Linked DNA regions of Homo sapiens: region 1 is linked to region 2. Evidence: chromatin contacts called from ENCODE Hi-C or POLR2A ChIA-PET data. All regions are on one chromosome and are shown on one strand. The core of a region is the stretch at or near the end of the contact, and the rest is flanking DNA. Distances in the headings are between cores, read along the strand shown. Region 1 has its middle 120 kb from the start of MIR944. Region 2 has its middle 120 kb from the start of TP63.

Region 1 (7,374 bases), core at 4,305-6,804, 440 kb after region 2:
GATTGTAATAAATGCTGCATGTGTGAAGTTCCAACAGCTATAGTTGTATATCTAAGAGGCACCTAATGCAGACTCGGAGGACCAGAGAAAACTGCTTGAAAAAAAAATATTATCTAAAAAGAGACATGGAAGGCGAGTAGAAGATAGGCCCCAAAGGAAGCACGGAAAGAGGGAGGGTTTGCAGGCAGACAAGACTATATAGAGAAAGATCTAGAAGGGAGGAAGAACAAGGCTCATTCTGGAACAAAGCATCTTTCAGTCTGGTTGGGGCCGGGGATGATGGTTCATCCTGAAAATTCAAGCCTTAGACGGGGTGTTGGAAGAAGTGACCACTAGAGAGATTTCCACTCCCATAGGCACATAATTTCATAATGACTCTTGGCTCCCTCCTTGTATTCATTTCTAGGCAAGTGGGGTCTCAGCCCTTTGCTTTTCCTCGGGTATTTGGATTGGAACTTAGGGGAAAGTCTCTCTATTGAGCAGTGTGATCTTCTAGGTTCCCTGTGTCTGCTTTTGCATAATCACTCAGGTTCCAGCCTGCAGTCTTCACCGCCAGATAGAAGGTGACAGGAGTCATGGAAAGGATTCACATCCTCTAAGGCTGCTAGATGATGTCAACCCAATTACCAGAGACAGCACTATCTGAACGGCAATGCCCCTCAGGTGTCTGCACCTGTGTGGATCTGGGTGGAATTCTTTAATGTGACATTTGACTGGCAGAAGATCTGCTCCTCCCTGCCTCTTTTGTCCCCTTCTGAAAAGGAAGCAGCATCAGCAGTAGGGCAAAATTCAGACAATTCATAAATAGCCACTTTCCCCAGCCCCAGCCCCTGAACCACAGCAACCTCTGCCTCTAGCCTCCTCAGTTCCTCCTTTAAAACCTTGAGACCTCCTCACAATCCAGGTTGTGGCCCTGGCCCCTGCCCTATGCTTTATTTGTTCTGGTTGTTGAGAATGTACTGCTTGTTATATATTATAAATGTCACCTCTTTGGAGGACAGAGGACAACTGACTGGATGACTGCCCCGGGAAAATCATTTTCTTTTTCTGGGTTACTATGACTCAGTGAAAATAAAAAAGGATTATCATATAGTTAAAATGTAGAGTTACCAGCTTTATTAATTTCTACGGTCTCTTCCACTCTTAGTAGTCTATGATTCTGTAAACTGTGAATAAATTCAGATTCCCATATCGGAGGTCTGAATACTGAGTGCTCATCCAAAGAAAGGAGTAAATAGTCTACATCCGGATATGAGCAGGAACTTCTGCGAATCTTAGATTAATAGAACTTTAGAGCTGGGAGTGAAATCAAGTTCACCCAGCAAGCCTTTTCAGATGTGTTCCACAGAGCTCTAGGAAGACCATGGGGAAAGATGAGAAGGGGTTAGCGGAGAGAGCTCCAAATTCCTGACTCTTGCTTCAGCCCAAGAAGCTCTGATTTTTCCTGCTGTTTACAGTGGTAGTCTGCCTAAGATTTTATTTGACGAAATATTTCTGTGTCTGGCAGACAAATCCTAAAATCCTTATATCCTGACTTGACAACTTGCTCTCAGTAGAGCCTTGAGTATTTACCTCCCAACTTCTCTGAGCCTCAGTTTTCTTGTCTATAAATGGAACCAATCATTCTGGCTCTCGAGGTTTTAGATCAGCACAAAACGTCCAAGAAAATGACTAGCATGAACTAGGCGTTTGGTATCTGTTAGTTGGATCTTAGTCCCACTTATGATTACTTCCTTAAGGTGGAAACCAGGTTCCCAGAGCTGCTCTGTGAAGATTGAAGAGGTTGGTAAACACATAGAGATACACATGAGCACACACACACACACACACACACACACACACACCAGGAACTGCCAAGAGGATATTTTAATAGGGACAATTACATCTGCAACACTTGGCTATCTCTGCATTACCAAACAAGGTGACAACAGCAAAATCCTACTCAACCACAACGGCAGAAGCAGATCGCTCTGATAATCAGTGCAACACCATGGGTTTGGTTACTGCAGGATAACTCTCTGACCTTACTGGGCATCGTTTCCATACAGTAGCTATACAGGGGAAGTTGAATAACCGGTCTTGTTCCTCGCACTCAGGGTGTGGCAGCTGTAGTGCTTACAGTGTCTGTTTCAAATTTACCAGTCCAGTCCCTTCCACCCTCCCCCTTTGCCCTAAAATGGTGGCCAGCTTGTTGCTCCCACCGGAGACAGTGTTGCAGTAGGCAGAAAGTTGTGCGCACGGTGACACTGCTTTCCATTTCCGAAGACGTGATACTCTTCTAAGTGGAACAGCCTAGAACTTAGATGTGTGTTCTCTTAAGCCTTCTGTTCTCATATGACTAATTCGAGAATCCACCCACTCTGGGGGCCATTAGGCGGGTACGAGGAAAGATTTCCAGGCAGTGTTCTCGTCACAAATTGTATCAGTGCAGGGCTTTGTAATCAGATGGGGACTGACTCTCTCTTCCAGGCTGCCAGGGCAACATATCCCTGGGCTGAGGTTCAATCCTAGCCCTGTAACAAATTGACTGTGTCAGCTTGCCCCAGTCACCTGCCTTTTGTGTGTTTCCTCACATATGGAATTCTCATGTTTCTTGTATATATTTTTTTCTCAGTTGGAATTTGCACAATGCTTCTCTTTCCCTTGTTATTGTTTATTGCTTTCGGACCCTGTTTAGCAACAAATTTGGATTCTAGTTTATACTTATTATTGGCTCCTAGACTTTGACAGTACCATTACTTATAGTATTCTCAAAGAGTATTGAGACTAATGCCTTCATTTTTTAGTTGGAGAAATTAAGAATTTGAGTTAGAGGGTAATTTTCTCAGAGCCTCCCAAATCCTGAGTGATTAAGCTAAAATTTGTGACTTTCAGTCAGTTGTCCTTTCCAATGTGTTTGTTCACTCTTTCATTTAATTGTGTGTACATTAATTAATTACTCATTTAATTAATAGTTATGCATTTCTTATCTGTGTCATGTAATATTTTAAACTGTGGAAATATAGCAATGAATGGAACTCTTGTCTTAGAAACTTTATTCTGGGCAGAAGGAGGTAGTCAATAAATCAAGTTAGATTACACATAAGTAGGAAGTTATGATATTAAGGGTTATGAAGAAAATAAGCAGAAGGCTGAGGTGTGCAGATCAACTGAGGTCGAGAGTTCAAGACCAGCCTGACTAACATGGAGAAACCTCGTCTGTACTAAAAATACAAAATTAACCAGGCGTGGTGGCACGTGTCTGTAATCCCAGCTACTCAGGAGGCTGAGGCAGGAGAATTGCTTGAACCCAGGAGATGGAGGTTGTGGTGAGCCGAGATTGCACCATCGCATTCCAGCCTAGGCAACAAGAGTGAAACTCCGTCTCAAAAAAAATAATAAAATAAAGAAAAAAAAAAGAAAAAATTAAGCAGAGAGAGGGAGTGAGAATGCTGACTGCAGGAGTTCAGTTGTAGAGAGAGGTCATGGCGGACCTCCCCAGGAAGGTGATCTTTGATCTCAACTAGATAGACATGGGGAATGAGCCACGTAGACACCTGAGGGAAGAATGGCTCAGGCATAAACAACAGTAAATGCAAAGCCCTGAGGCTGGAGCATGCTAGGCAACAGGCATGTTCTAGGAAGAGTAAGGAGGCCAGTGCCACTGCAGCCAACTAAGCAAGGGGAGAGTATATAGGATATAAGAACAGAGAGGTAGCTGCCTCAGGTCTTGGTGGCTGTTCTAATGACTTAGCCAATGAGATGCAAAACCAATGAAAGATGTTTGAGCAGAGGAATGACATAAGCTAATTTATGTTTAAAAGGATACCGCTGGCTTTTTGGTTGAGAATACACCGAAAGAGGACAAGAGTGGAAGCAAAAAGAAAAGTTAGGAGGACACTGCAGTAATTCAGCAGAGAGATAGATGATGGTGGCTTAGACGAAGATGGTGAGAGTGGTGATGGCACAAAGTCCACTACCATGGACAGCAGAAGACATGAATATAAACTCAATAATGAGGGGTGTGAGAAGGGTAAGGAAGGGTGGGTCTGGACTACTCTGCAGAGAGACCGAACTTAGCCTAGGAGTACATGGCATCAGAGAAGGCTTCCTAGAGGAAGAAATATTCCAGACCTAAGCCACAACATGATGTAGAGTGACCAACTGTCCAAGTTTGGTTTTCAGACCCCTCGGTCCCAGGGAAAGTGGGATGGGTGACCACCCACGGTCGGAGTTTCCTGGTGAAACCAGAGTGGTGGTGGGAGGACAGTGTTTTCAGCAGAGAGAATTGAATGTAAACATCTGAGAGACAAGAGAGGGCCATGCTACAGGGTAGGGAATAAAGAGGAGGAAAGTGGCAGCATGCAGGGTTGAGGAGGTAGGCAAGGGCACCAGCGTACGGCGAGGAAGCCAGAAGATCGCTGGGATTTGTTTCTACATCATTGGAAGGGTTTTAAGCAAGGAGTGTTAGCACTAACAACTCAGTGTTACCTGTCACCTCTGTTAATTTACCTGTAGAAGAGCTATTACAAGTAATTTATAAGTTTTCAGGTAAAGAAAAAGATGACAAGCAAGAAATCACTAAACAGAGTAGGAAATACATTTATACGAAAACATTCCAGCTAAGTGTTCAGTTGCTACTTGGGAGTCCTTCTGTGTAATAAGGTCAAATTCCCTATGAAACTAGTTGATGTTTTCCCTCGTTTCTCTGCTTGCATCACTGACATCATTATTTTCTTAGGCTCAACAGCTCAGAGACATAATTTTTATCTTTTCTTCTTGGTGACTCTGACAGCCTCCAAGTTCTGATTTGTTTTTCCTTCAGGATGTCTCTGCTTAGTCCTTTACCCGCAAGTTCCACGGCTGCCAGCCTGCCTCAGGCTTCCTCACATGTGCCTTGGCAGTGGTGGACTAAGCTAGGCAATCAGTAGGATTGGATACCCCTGGGTGCAGGCAATGACGAGGTGTTGTCTTTAGAGGTCTAAAACCAATACAAAACCAATTCGAAATTAGCCTGCCTTGTATTATTTCTATGTGCCAGCAACTATAGACAATGACAAAGATAAAATCTCCTTCCCACTGGGGCAGACTACTCCCAAATTCCCTCCCACTCAACTCTTGATTAGTGTAACATTTGCTTTATTGGTATCCCTGACAATTGACCTTTTTTCCTCCAATCCTTCTCAGGCTGACTTTGTTAATCTAACAACTACAATCTATAACCACCTGTGTCGAGCTCTCCCAAACTTCAGAATCCTCCCTGAGGTTTACAGGATCAAGCCCCAATGCCTCAGTTTAGCTTTCGATCAAGCCCTCGGTAACCTGTAGGTAGCCTAACAGCTGTGACTTTTCCTTTTAATTTCACATCCCAAACCCTCTTTTCCAGAGGAGTCTATGTTACAAATTTATGGTTTCCTGCTGCAGTAGCAGGGAGGAAAACCAGTTTTGGATCCCAGCAGTACTAGTGACTGTGTGAGCTTAAGCTAGTCACTTTCCCTCTAAAAGCCTTGATTTTCTCATAGTAAAATTAGGATAATAATACCTATAGAGCTGAAGTCACAGGATTACAGCAAGGGCAAAATGACATCATGGTTGTGAAAGCAGCTACCCGTGTGAGCCACGATGACTATTATAAGCAGTAGAGGTAAGTAATACTTGTCAGGGTAGTGGTTGTCAACAATTAGTGTTGATATTCATGGCAATGCATGACTTACTGATTTTTTTAATGTTGTCTATTTTATCTTTTATATATTTTATCTTTACCACTCCATATCATACTCGTCATTTAAGAAACAACTCTAGACTAACTTCCTGCCAAATACTTCCTGGGTCACACTAGCCTACCGAACTGAACTCTGCTGTCCTCAAAAACCTCCAAAACATATACCCTTTGCATTCAGGCATGTACCACATGTATCATTTCATATCATGTTCCCACCTGGACTATAAATGCAACATCTCATGCTTGTTTAGCATTTCTCTAAATGCTGAGAACATAGTAGATGTTAAATCAAGACTTGCTAAAATGAACGAATGAATGAATGCATAGAGGCATCTTTCTTTTTTATTTTTAACCCCTCACAGCAAAATATGCTAATAGTGCCCTCTGCTGCTGACTAACGATTCTGTTTTTTACACAGTTGAAAAGCAAGTGACAGAAAGCTCAGTAAAAGGAAATAGGTAAAAATTGTGTCTTTCAAGGTGCTTGGCACAAACAAAGTAGCTGTAATGTCACAGTGCAGACAGAAAGCTAGGCTGTCAGAAGGACCAAATGAGGTGGCTGCAGACAAGACAAGCCTCTCTTTTCTGGACTGCTGATTGACAACCAGCTTGGAGTTCAAACACTCTCAATTTTGTAATTTTGTAACAAGTTTCTCTTCTCCTGTGCCCCTGCCCTAGCAATAAGTGTGTTATATATGATCAGACTATTTCTAAATGTAACTGTATGAAAATTAACCTTGAAGGTTCTGAGGTTGATCAAGGGATAATGCACTAAAAAAAAAAAAGTCATGAGAGCAGGTGAAATATTGCCAGAGAATTCACAGTCCTATTCATTTTCCTTCATTTTAGGTGTTCTGATATAGTCACAAGTCATTGTCTTTTAATGATTACCTGCTATGTGTTCGGCTCTCTTTTTATAATCTCAATTAATCTTTCTTCTTTTCTTTCTTACTCTTTTTCTTTCTTTCTTTTTCTTTCTTCTTTCTCTTTCTTCTTTGTTTCTCCTTTCTTTCTTTCCTTTCTCCTTCCTTCCTTCCTTCCTTCCTTCTTTCCCTCTTCCCTTCTCTTCCCCTTCCCTCCCCTCCCCTCCCCCACTCCCTGCCCCTCTCCTCCCGTCCCCTCCCCTTCCCTTCCTGACAGTATCTCCATATGTTGCCGAGCCTGGTCTCAAACTCCTGGCCTCAAGTGATCCTCCAGCCTTGGCCTCCTAAAGTGCTCAGATTACAGGCATGAGCCATCATGCCTGGCCAATGAAATCTCTAGATAACTTATGAAATAGATATTACCAGCCTTTTCTTTATAGATAAAGACACTGAACAGATGTGCGTTAAAGGCCAGTAAAAGGCAGAAAGGGCTGCAAGTCCATGGTAACACAGTCTGCACTCTTCTCTGCAATTCCATAGCTTCTCAGTGTGGTCTGCCGCTCTAGGAGTCAGAGGAGCTGGTTTTGAGTCCATATTTCTACCACTAACATTTCAGTAAAGTTGAGTAACTCACATTTCTCCACCTCTAAAATAAAGGGCATAAGGTCAGGTGCTTTCTAAGGTCCCTTCCAACTTGGAGTCAGTTGTTTGCAGTGTCGTTCACTTGCTAAGCTATAAATACAAAGCACAATTGTGGCTATGATTCTTCCTTGGGGTCCCTACCATGGACTTGATCTTCCCTGTTTAGCCT
Region 2 (6,879 bases), core at 1,761-4,260:
TTTTCAAAAACAGACTTTGAATGTGCTAATTCTATAATCAGACAATACAAATAAGACCCAAAGCAAAATCCACATGTTGAATCATTATATATATAATATAGAAATACATACCTATAATTACATGATAATTTGAGAGTTGTTCACATAAGAAAAGATCATTTAAACATAGTCACTGTTCAGACTTTTAAAATTAATTATTGACTTTAAATATCACTCACCTTATCAAATAAAAAGTTCATTCACATGGTCACCAAATGCTAGTGGCCACTGCACAATTTTTAATTATTTTTTTAACTCACTACAATGCCTGGAGGCAGGTGCTTTCATCAACTCCCTCTTGTAAGTGAGGAAATAAAGGTAAAGAGGGCTTAATTAACTTGCCCAAGATCAGGAGGCTGTGAAATGGCAGAGGGGAGATTTTATTCAGTCTTGCACTACGGCATAGACAATATTCTATACTCTCTGATATTAATGTGCCTACTTGATTTTGGAACTCTTCAGAGAACACATGGAGGTCAGTACTCATTTCATCTGGAAATCTTGCCTACTTAATGTTAAGGCAGGCACCTAAGCTGTATTTGATGCCAAGTACACAGCAAAACTTCTACCTGAAAGAATGAATAATAAAAGAAATTCAACAGCCACTGTGGAGAACAGTATGGAGGCTCCTCAAAAAACTGAAAATAAAGCTCCTGTATCATCCAGCAATTCCACTGCTAGGTATTTACCCCAAAGAAAGGAAATCAGTACACTGAAGAGATATACTCCCATGTTTATTGCAGCACTATTCACAATAGCCAAGATTTGGAATCAAGTGTCCATCAACAGATGAATGAATAAAGAAAATGTGGTACATAAACACAATGGGATATTATCCAGCCATAAAATATAAAATCCGGACATTTGCAACAACACAGATGGAAATGTAGGGCATTATGTTAAGTGGAATAAGCCAGGCACAGAAAGACAAATTTTGCCTGTACTCGCTCATGTGGGAGCTAAATTTTAAACAATTGAACTCACAGAGATAAAGGGCAAAATGACGGTTACCAGAGGCTGGGAAGGTTAGTGAGCAGGGAGGGGAAAGTGGGGATTGTAAATGGGTGCAAAAATATGGCCAGATAGAATGACTAAGATCTAGTGTTTGATAGCTCAATGAGGTGACTACGGTCCACGATCATTTATTCTATATTTTAAAACAACTAAGAGTCGAATTGGAATGTTCTCAACACATAGAAATTATAAATGCTTGAGATAATGGATATGTCAATTACCCTGATGTCATTATTATACATTGTATGCGTGTATCAAAATATCACATGTACCCAATAAATACATACATGTAACATGTACCCATTACATTTTTTAAAAATCAATGGCAGGTTTCTTATCACAGTGACATGAGTTACTTTAATAAACTCAGTAAAAAGTTTTAAAAAGAACCTCAAATCTACAATAGTTGCTGAATCTTAAACTTGTCACACGTTGAATATTAAGTGCAGAGAGTTAAGAGCTATTTTCCACTTAAATAACAACAATTGGAGGAAGTGGTGGTTATCAGTCATCTTTAGCCCTCACTTTAGTTTAATAGCCATTAGTAAAAAACAGAGATAAATTTTATAGGTGCTAATTGACCCTGCAAGAAGCCTTTGAACCTCTCCCACTAGCTTAGGACTTTTTCTTTGAAGCCTTGTTTTAACTAAAGTGTCCCAGCAAAAACCTGGGAAAAATATATGTTAGAGAAAAAGATGCAGGTACAAAACCTTTGCACTATATGAATAATTGTAAAACTATGGTTTAGTGACTGTGAGCAAAACAAACCTGACCAGTACTTGACCACAAAGGACTCCCCCAGTTACTCTAAAAGTTTTTTGAGGAAGTACTTTAGAAGATTTTGAATGTGTTATCACTCTATTCTGTTAATATTAGGAAGAGAGGAGAAAACAGCCTACATATTTACAGCACTATACAGCTTTCATAACTCATTTGATCCACATAAAAACCTTGTACGATCTGAAGATCAAATAGGTAAAATAACTCACCCAAGGTCACCCTGCCAATGAATAGAAAAATTGGAATTCAATTAAGAGAACTAGAGCAAGCTTCCTTTCACTGCACCGTAGCTGCCTTGCACATTCACTGTATCGTTGAGTTAGAGAAGTTGAATTAGAACAAGTAAGGAGATGAGGCACAAGTCTAGTCACGGAAGACCTAAGAAGAAAGTGAAGAGATTTTTTATAAGTACACTAGTCCTAAGCATTTACATTCTAGTTAAGCTCCCTGTTGACTAATATCCAAGAAAAAGCCAGGCATAATGAGAACAAAATAAAATCATACGCAAGAATCTTTATTTTGACCCAGGAATTATTCCAAGCTTGTTTCCCACCCATTTGCTTCTACCTTCTTTCTTCACTAGCTGTCCATGGTCTTCACATCATTTAGAAAGTGTGAATTTGGGAGATGGCAGAAAAAACAAAAAACAAAAAAAAGCAGTCTTCTAGAGAAAAACAGTGGGCTGGTTAGAAGATGACACCTTGGAATGGTGCAGAATTGACTTTGCCAAGGAGAAGGAGAGAAATGACTGCATTTCATCATAACTATGCTTGAAAGAATGGAGTAGATGACCCCTTACGGCCACTTCCACTTGCCAGATTTCATATGCAAACTTACTCCTTTTTTATCCCTCAGAACACTGGAAAGGTTTCAAAAGACAAGTAATCTTAGCACACTCTGTCCTTGGAGAATTGTGGATGAAAGGGGCACATAAATACCTGTTATTAGTTTCATGCAGCAATTTTAGTTGGATTTTCTTGACCCATCTCCCCTTTTGTAATATTTCTCAGGGAGTATGCATATATGTGAGAGTGTGTGTGTGTGTGTCTGTGTGTGTCTGTGTGTGTGTGTGTGTTTAAGTGGTTTTGACCTTAGGGTTCTCTTTGATTTATAGGCAGCTCTGTAAGTTATGCTGGGATGGTTTCAGAGCCTGTTTGTTCTGGCATCCCAGTAAAGCTTTGCTTCCCATGGCAACTCCAGCCTACGAAGAAAGGCCTCAGGGAAAATACAGCTTTCATTGCCAGAATGAGGCAATAGCACTTTTGGGGTGCTATTTTGTTGGGTGGTGTATTAATTCTTAAGCAACTCCACTCATGGAAAACTAAAAAAGCGTTACAGTCTGAATATTACCACAGACAGCAGCAATCTCAGTTTCTCTCAAAAAAGTTAATTGATTCCATGAGACTTTATTTAATTTGGGGTTTTTCAGGCACTGTCTGCACAGTAGCAAGATTGTGGGGCATGACCTTAATGAGTGGTTCTAACATATGCATGTTCCCTTCTAAACAGCCTTCCCATTTATAGTCTCAACTTCACAGTTTAACCTTAAGGTCAATTTTTGACTTTCACTGATGCTCTTCCCTGCTTGTATTCAAAAGGAACCTGTGCTTCTCAGTCTTGGCGTGTACATCAGAATTAACCAGGGAGCTTCCAATAAATGCCAATGCCCAGACCCTACCATTAGAGATTCTAATAGTGGTGGCATGGGGCAGGGTTTGGGTATCAATAGTTTTCAAAGGTCCCCAAGATATTTTAATGTGCAGCCAGTGTTAAGCACCGTTGATCTGGTCCATTTCCTTTGAGGTCCTGAGAAGGGAAATAATTTCCTTAAGGTCATTAAGCAAATAGGTTTATTTTTGACCACACATGTTGACTCGTGGTTGATTAAAATGCCTATGCGTAGTTAATTGTTCTCTGTTATTATCTACATAACGGTCATGCTATTTACATTGTAAATCAGGTAGTCTGTGGTAGTTGAGTCCCAAAATACAAGGTGTTGACTTCCATTGCATGTCATACCCACCAGAATCTGCCAGTTGCCATTAGGAGTGTGACTATGGCTAGGAGAGGAGAAAAAATGGTGCCAAGGTAGCAGACCTACTGCATTTCCTGACAAAATGTTTTCTGTATTGGAAAGGTGACTTATTTCCGTGGTAAAGAGTGCTCCTGGGTATTTAATGAAATTATTCTCAGTATGGCCTGGTGATGAAGATGCTCTAGTGGGCTCTGTATACTCCTGACCTTACTTCTGTATTGTTCAGCTAGGTCTAAGTGTGCCACAGAGTGTGAGACTTTGTCAGCTTTGGAAGCCAACTAGTTTATGATTATGCCAATCTTGTGCCAAGAGCTCTCAGCTTATCGGTATGTTTGTGGTTGAAGTCCCAACATAAGTACACATTTTATTTTCTGTTGTGGCTTCTGTGTGATATTTCCTAAGAGATAAAATCATTTTTGGTAATAATTTTTTCCTAACTTTTTAATGTATTTTTAACAATTTTCTATTAAAAGGCTTATTTCAACACCATAACACAAAGTCTAAATGTATGTTCTTATTTGTTTACCTTTGATTTTTTCTTTTACTGAAAAAATTAATAAATCATTTAGCTAAAATTACTGTTAATGTAATATGAATAAATTTAACTTACATAAATTTGGTTTAAATTAAGAATGTATAAGATTGATTTTATAAACCTACACACACACACACACACACACACTCACACACATGAATAAGAATGTAGCTTTCTGGAACTATAATTGTGTTCATATGAAGAATGCTACTTATAGCTGCCCAGGGACTCTACTTCTAAAGGGAAACAGATTCAGAAGCAGAAGTCTCAAAAAGAGAGAATTTACATTAACACTTGGCTTCTTATTGCCTCCATCAATACTGTTTCCCTTCCCCAAAAAACAGACAACTTCACCAAAAAGGAGGGAACTCCCTAGAACTTCTACCCTTCTACCCAGTGCCTCCAATTCTCTTTGCCCCAATCTTTTGCCTTCTGTGTCCAAATGACCTGCGTATTTCCACATACAAAGACACAAACATTTAGAGAGTTAATGCCAGATTTCTCTCACTGAATGGAAAAGCTAGAAGGTCTCTTAGAGAAAATGTAGTGCAAGATCTCTGGGCCGGGTGCGGTGGCTTACGCTTGTAATCCCAGCACTTTGGGAGACTGAGGAGGGCAGATCACCTGAGGTCAGGAGTTCAAGACCAGCCTGACCAACATGGTGAAACCCTGTCTCTACTATAAATACAAAAATTAGCCAGGTGTGGTGGCGGACGCCTGTCATCCCAGCTACTCAGGAGGCTGAGGCAGGAGAATCACCTGAACCCAGGAGGCGGGGGTTGCAGTGAGATGAGACCATACCATTGCACTGCAGCCTGGGCAACAAGAGTGAAACCCTGTCTCAAAAAAAAAAAAAAAAAATCTATGTACTTGGCCTACCCTTCCCTACCCTACCATCTGCTCTCATTTCACAGATGAAATGTCTGAGGCTCAGGGAAGTTAAGTGACTTGCCCATACTCTAGCTTGGTGAAAACCTAGGACTCAAATATTCTCAGGAGTTCTATTTCTCTTGCTTTATAAAATGAAATTATTATAATATAAAATTAGCTAAATGTTAACACAATAGCTCCAATATGCTCTTCAGGATTGTTTTATGTGCATAATACATGTACATTAATCCTGTGTACAGAATTCACTTGTTTAACTCTTGGTTATCCATACTCATAGAAGCAACACTCGTTTTGATAAGCATCAGTTGTTGAGTAGAACACCAAAGATCATTGGAGCTTGAAGACACGTTTGGTATCACTACTCCAACACACCTATTAGCAGGGAAACATAGACCTGAAGAAGGCATGCAAATTCTCAAAATCACTTAGTTGTTAAGGAAGCTTCTAGAATATGAGCAATTAATTTTGTTTTATCTTAGGCTTAATATTTTCAGAATTCCATGATAAATAGTGTGAAAATTGTGACTACCAAGTATCTCACAAGAGAAAAAGAGAAAGCTTATAACGAAAGTCCAGAAGTGTGACTTGAGCTCTCTTAGTGATCTCAGATAAACATCTCTAGGCTTGTCAACTCCACCAACTGTCAAATGGGGGCAATAGAGTAGAAGACCTTTACAGTTCTGCTTTTTTCTGAAAACCTTTCTTTTCAATGAAACTGGCAGCTTTGAGAACCAGTCAGTTGACTATGATTTTACTGAATGATTGGAGAGAAAACTCTATATTAAGCCATGCTCCACTGCAGAGGTATTTTTTCCAGGTTGAGAACAGCTATGGAACAATGCAATTGGAGCACTGATGTAATTACTCATGTCCATGGAAGTGTGCAGGCTTTCCTCTTTGGTTCTCTAGATAGAGGATATGTGAGTCTCAAGAGTACAAAAAGGGGAAGCTGGGCACAGTGGCTTATGCCTGTAATTCCAGCACTTTGGGAGGCTAAGGCAGGAGAATTGCTTGAACCTGGGAAGCAGAGGTTGCAGTGAGCCCTGATCATGCCACTGCACTCCAGCCTGGGAGACAAGAGTGAAACTGTCTCAAAAAAAAAAAGGCACAAGAAGGGGAAAAAAAGAACAAGAGAAGCTCTTGAGGTTAAAGCATCTTACACTTCATACACATAATTCTTTTTTGGTGAATATTTTGTTTTCCTAAAAAGTAAGGGCATCTTAGAAGAGGCCTCTCTGTGAATAGTCTCTTTGGAGGAAATGGGGTAAATAAAAGCACAAAGTCTCCAAATTACAAATAATCTGGAGACCATGCTCTCACAAGCTCAATTTATCAAGAGCAATGAGGAAATACTTCCTAATCTTCATCCCAGGGTGATTTAGGCCCAGAGCTCTTGAGAAAGTAAGGTGGGTGTAACCTAGTCTAAGTGACTGGTTCTTCATGGGGTTTAAAATGGCTCAGGGGAGAAAGTGCAGATGATAGCAACATCACCTGTGGTGACTTTGCTCTCTCAGAGCTTACACATTCTAATGAATGCTCTGGAAGGAAAGGGCACCAGGTGATCTGCAGAGTAGCTTTTAGGGTC

The links. A loop is a pair of places that touch in the nucleus more often than their neighbours do. ChIA-PET counts read pairs that join two places held with the same protein, here RNA polymerase II (POLR2A). Pooled maps may share reads with other maps.
Region 1: a loop to region 2 is called in a map of Caco-2, with 4 times the contacts of the local background. The contact joins two enhancer-like sites. A Hi-C loop is called at or near these places in 7 of 168 maps with a recorded cell type or tissue (A673, Caco-2, Calu3 and 4 more), 36 of 37 single-sample maps with no recorded cell type and 13 of 50 pooled maps. POLR2A ChIA-PET finds 5 or more read pairs at or near these places in 2 of 52 experiments (MCF 10A and PC-9).

Annotation. Positions count from the first base shown.
Region 1 is chr3:189,942,562-189,949,935 of GRCh38, forward strand. No RefSeq gene overlaps it. Among named protein-coding and RNA genes, the nearest start is that of MIR944, 120 kb to the left of the region's middle. Within about 2 kb of position 5,555, at least 3 of the 41 ENCODE cell types and tissues checked have a DNase peak (open chromatin) inside an H3K27ac peak, as active enhancers do.
Region 2 is chr3:189,506,286-189,513,164 of GRCh38, forward strand. No RefSeq gene overlaps it. Among named protein-coding and RNA genes, the nearest start is that of TP63, 120 kb to the right of the region's middle. Within about 2 kb of position 3,011, at least 2 of the 41 ENCODE cell types and tissues checked have a DNase peak (open chromatin) inside an H3K27ac peak, as active enhancers do.